Regions from separate parts of the Homo sapiens genome. Here region 1 is linked to region 2. Evidence: read pairs that join two places in POLR2A ChIA-PET (ENCODE). Cell type or tissue: B cell. All regions are shown on one strand. Region 1 overlaps RIT1 (Ras like without CAAX 1). Region 2 overlaps ARHGEF2 (Rho/Rac guanine nucleotide exchange factor 2).

Region 1 (2,500 bases), 54 kb after region 2:
TTATCTGTATTTTTTTTTTTGTTTTTTTTTTTTAGATGGAGTCTCACTGTCGCCCAGGCTAGAGTGCAGTGGCATGATCTCGGCTCACTGCAGGCTCCGCCCCCCCGGGGTTCATGCCATTCTCCTGCCTCAGGCTCCAGCGTAGCTGGGACTACAGGCACCCGCCACCTCGCCTGGCTAATTTTTTGTATTTTTAGTAGAGACGGGGTTTCACCGTGTTAGCCAGGATGGTCTCGATCTCCTGACCTTGTGATCCGTCCGCCTCGGCCTCCCAAAGTGCTGGGATTACAGGCGTGAGCCACCGCATCCGGCCAAGTTATCTGTTTTAATCAATTTTCCTCCAGTTAACTACTCTCCTGGCAATATTATCTGATTCAACAGCAAATACTTATGTCTTCTGAGTTTCTATTATGTGCCAAGCACTGCTTACCCTCAGGGTACAGTGGTGATCAAAAAGATGAGGTTTCTGTTCTTGAGTTTCTAATTTAGTGCATTTGATTTCAAGCTCTGGCTGTAAACTCAGAAAAACTTTACATTGTAACTGGTAGAGATATAAAAGCATACAAGGCCGGGTGCGGAGGCTTACGCCTGTAATCCTGAGCCTGCAATCCTGTAATCGAAGCACTTTAGGAGGCCAAGGCACCTGAGGTCAGGAGTTCAAGACCAGCCTGGCCAACATGGTAAAACCCCATCTCTACTGAAAATACAAAAATTAGCTGGGCGTGTTACTGCTGCATGCCTGTAATCCCAGCTACTCAGGAAGCTGAGGTGGGAGAATTCCTTGAACCCAGAAGGCAGAGGTTGCAGTGAGCCGAGATTGCACCACTGCACTCCGCCCTGAGCGACAGAGTGAGACTTTGCCTCAAAAAAAAAAAAAAAAAGCATATGAATGTGTGCATATGTATATATAAATTATATACACAAGCGCATGTGTATGTGTAGCTAAAATATTATGAAACTTTACCTCACTACATCTGGTGCACTCTGATATTTTCTTTTCTTTTCTTTTTTTTTGAGACAGGGTCTCACTCTGTTGCCCATGCTGGAGTGCAGTGTTGTGATCTTGGCTCACTGCAGCCTGGACCTCCTGGGTTCAGGTGATCCTCCCGCCTCACCCTACCAAATACCTGGGACTGCAGGCGTAGGCCACTAAGCCCAGCTAATATTTTTGGATTTTTAGTAGAGATGAGGTCTCGCTCTATTGCCCAGGCTGGTCTCAAACTCCTGAGCGCAAGTGATCCTCCCACCTGGACCTCCCAAAGCACTGAGATTACAGGCGTGAGAGCCACTGTACCTCACCCACTCTGGTATTTTCTTTCTTTTTTTTTCTTTTTTTCTTTTTTTTTTTTTTTTTTTTTTGAGACGGAGAATTTCACTCCTGTTGCCCAGGCTAGAGTCCAGTGGCACAATCTTGGCTCACTGCAACCTCCACCTCCCAGTTCAAGCGATTCTCCTGCCTCAGCCTCCCAAGTAGCTGGGATTACAGGCGCCTGTGACCACATCCAGATAATTTTTGTATTTTTAGTAGAGATGGGGTTTCACCACATTAGCCAGGCTGGTCTTGAACTCCTGACCTCAGGTGATCCACCCGCCTCAGCCTCCCAAAGTGCTGGGATTACAGGCATGAACCACTGTGCCTGGCCTGGTATTTTCTATTTTTATTTAGGTTTCTGCTTGTTTATTTTAATGCTGGTCCCGGCCCATTAAGTAGATTTCACAACTCACTAATCCTAATGAATAATTGAGAAGCATTGATTTAATGAGCTCTTCATCTTTGAGGAAGAGACAGAAGCAGGAATTCAAGAAAAAATGTTAAAAGGAAATACATTGAGATGTAAGCAGCAGTTGTTAAGTGAATGAAATATTGCGTGGCTTTTTTTTTCTTTTTAGTTTTCTATATTTTCCAAGGTTACTATAGTAATATGCATAAAGAAATTTGCTTTCAGAAAAGAGAAATTACGAAACTGTGGATTATTTAGAAAATAGTCAGTTAGACCGGGTGCAGTGGCTCACGCCTGTAATCCCAACACTTTGGGAGGCTGAGGCAGGTGGATCATTTGAGGTCAGGCGTTCAAGACCAGCCTGGCCAACATGGTGAAACCCTGTCTATACTAAAAATACAAAAATTAGCCGGGCAATAGTGGCATGTGCCTGTAATCCCAGCTACTCAGGAGGCTGAGGCAGGAGAATCCCTTGAGCCTGGGAGGCAGAAGTTGTGGTGAGCCGAGATCATGCCACTGCACTCCAGTCTGGGTGATAGAGTGAGAGCCTGTCTCAAAAAAAAAAAAAATAGTGAATTATATATTTTTTTCCTTTTTTGTAGTATTGAGGAGGAAGTATAACACATGGTTAATAATGCTTTTCAGTTCAGCAATCTTGGATTTTAATCCTCATTCTGTCACTAATTAACTAATTTAGAGAAGACATTAATATTTTCAAGTTGAATTTTCTTTAGCTGTAAAATGGAGGTAATAATGCCTACTTCATTGGATTATTGTGA
Region 2 (2,500 bases):
TGCTGTCCAATGTGGACGAGGGTATTTATCAGCTGGAGAAAGGGGCCCGTCTGCAGGAGATCTACAACCGCATGGACCCTCGGGCCCAAACCCCAGTGCCTGGCAAGGGCCCCTTTGGCCGAGAGGAACTTCTGAGGCGCAAACTCATCCACGATGGCTGCCTGCTCTGGAAGACAGCGACGGGGCGCTTCAAAGGTCAGACCTGCTCGGCAGACTAGGCAGGAATTCAAAGTCAGATGGAGAGTGGGAGATGCCTGCAGGTCTTAGAATCAACCTCTCTTGGCCGGGTGCAGTGGCTCAACGCCTGTAATCCCAGCACTTAGGGAGGCCGAGGCGGGCGGATCACGAGGTCAGGAGATTGAGACCATCCTGGCTAACACAGTGAAACCCTGTCTCTACTGAAAATACAAAAAATTCGCCGGGCGTGGTGGTGGGCGCCTATAGTCCCAGCTACTCAGGAGGCTGAGGCAGGAGAATGGCGTGAACCCAGGAGGCGGAGCTTGCAGTGAGCCCAGATTGCACCACTGCACTCTAGCCTGGGTGACACAGCAAGACTCCATCTCAAAAAAAAAAAAAAAAAAGAATCAACCTCCCTTTATGCAGCCCATACAACAGTGAGACTCAGTGGGAGAGAAAAATAGGATCTCTGTGGCAGAAAAGCCTGAATTCTGCAGTTAACTTTATGGACCATACAGGGCCTTCCCTATCAGTATTTTATAATTTCTTTGGTCCTTGCATGCCTAGAGAGCTACTAGTTTTACTGAGGAAGACAAAGAAGCTCTCAGACTGGAGGACAGGATCAGTTGATTCCCCCAGCTGGAATCCCAGCTACCAGGGATGGGAGTAAGCAAGAGCTTTGGGGAGCGCAGCCAGAGGAGGCCCAGAGGAGGGGACTGAGCCGGTGAAGGACAGGCAGGGAGGAGAAGAGACAGCAGGGCAGAGGGAGCAGATCAGGGGCCAGGGCACACTTTCCCAGGCTCTCTTTCCAGAATTTGTCTGCACTGGCAAAGTCTTTCTCACCTAAATCAAAGCAAGAGAATAGCAGGCCTTGGCTTTGGGGATGAGATGTGAGGGACAATAGGAAACTGTGATACCTGAGGCCAAAGCCTGCCTGAGCCTCTGTACCTGTGTCATGAAATCCCTGCTCCCTGGGTTTGGATATTGTCAGTCTTCACCAGCCTCTTTCCTTTATCCCTTTCTCTCCTTCCCATCTCTCCCACGCAGCAGCTAAGAATATAAACCATGGGGGATTAAAAATAGCAAGGCTGGAGAGTGTTATTTCTGAAGCATTTAGCAAAAGCCCTCCCCTTCTGTGTGCCCACAGTTTAGTAAAATCCCCAAGGGCAAAGGAGGAGTGTATGTTTTCTCTCTCTTTTTTTTTTTTTTTAGAAACAGGGTCTCGCTTTGCTGCTCAGGCTGGGGTGCAGTGGTGCAGTCATAGCTCACTGTAACTCAAACTCCTGGGCTCAAGTGATCCTTCTGCCTTAGACTCCTGAGTAACTGGGACTACAGACCTGCACCACCACACCCAGCACATTTTTAAATTTTTTGTAGAGATAAGATCTTGCTATGTTGCCTAGGCTAGTCTTGCTCAGACTCCTGGCCTCAAGTGATTCTCCTGCCTCAGCCTCCCAAAGTGCTGGGATTGTAAATGTGAGCCACTATGCCTCGCCCTCTGTTTTCTTGATTGTGACATCCAAGTTTTATGGAATTGATCTTTGTTTCCTCCCTCAGTCTTGGAGTGCTGACCCCATAGGATCTGAGAGCTTGGAGTGTGAAGCAGAGAAAGAAATTGAAGCAGGGGCCTGCTGGGGTTGAAGGAGATGGGTGGGTGAGGGATGGTCTTTCAGTCCTCTGCGAGAGGAAGGAAACTTTCTCCCTCCCTACCAAGCTCAAAATTAGAAGTGGGAATATGCCAGGACAGGGAGAATTTAGGTCAGATAGCCGTAAAGGTCTTCCTTAGTTAGATATTAGAAATGGAATTTAAAGGCTAAAAAATGTGGTCCAGGCTGGGCACGGTGGCTCATCCCTATAATCTCAGCACTTTGGGAGGCTGAATCAGGCAGGCAGATCGCCTGAGGTCCGGAATTCGAGACCAGCCTGGCCAAGATGGTGAAACCCCATCTCTACTAAAAATACAAAAATTAGCCAGGCATGGCAGCATTCACCTGTAGCCACAGCTACTTGGGAGGCTGAGGCATGAGAATCGCTTGAACTCAGGAGGCAGAGGTCACAGTGAGCAGAGATCACACCACTGCCCTCCAGCCAGGGCGACAGAGCGATACTTGGTCCCAAAAAATAAAAAATAGGCCAGGCGCAGTGGCTGATGCCTGTAATCCCAGCACTTCGGCAGGCCAAGGCAGGCAGATTACTTGAGGTCAGGAGTTAGAGACCAGCCTGGCCAACGTGGTGAAACCCCGTCTCTACAAAAATGCAAAAAATTAGCCAGGTGTTGTGGCGTGCTCCTTAATCCCAGCTGCTCAGGAGGCTGAGGCAGGAG

The links. ChIA-PET counts read pairs that join two places held together with the same protein. Peaks named below come from ENCODE experiments on the same cell type or tissue, not always from the same donor. Only the 100,000 strongest peaks of a DNase experiment are listed, where the experiment ranks them.
Region 1: POLR2A ChIA-PET joins it to region 2 with 5 read pairs; 15 of 35 experiments call an interaction of 5 or more read pairs at or near these places.

What each region holds. Positions count from the first base shown.
Region 1 is chr1:155,905,622-155,908,121 of GRCh38, reverse strand. All of the region lies in intron 3 of RIT1 (Ras like without CAAX 1), which reads left to right. Among named protein-coding and RNA genes, the nearest start is that of RIT1, 4.5 kb to the left of the region's middle. In B cell, no CTCF peak of the experiment used is centred here; no DNase peak of the experiment used is centred here.
Region 2 is chr1:155,959,356-155,961,855 of GRCh38, reverse strand. It overlaps ARHGEF2 (Rho/Rac guanine nucleotide exchange factor 2), which reads left to right. Exons shown (of 22, transcript NM_001162383.2): 11 at 1-195. Among named protein-coding and RNA genes, the nearest start is that of MIR6738, 9.3 kb to the right of the region's middle. RefSeq lists an enhancer at 1-334. In B cell, no CTCF peak of the experiment used is centred here; a DNase peak (open chromatin) is centred at 1,355; H3K4me3 peaks cover 382 bases; H3K27ac peaks cover 2,485 bases.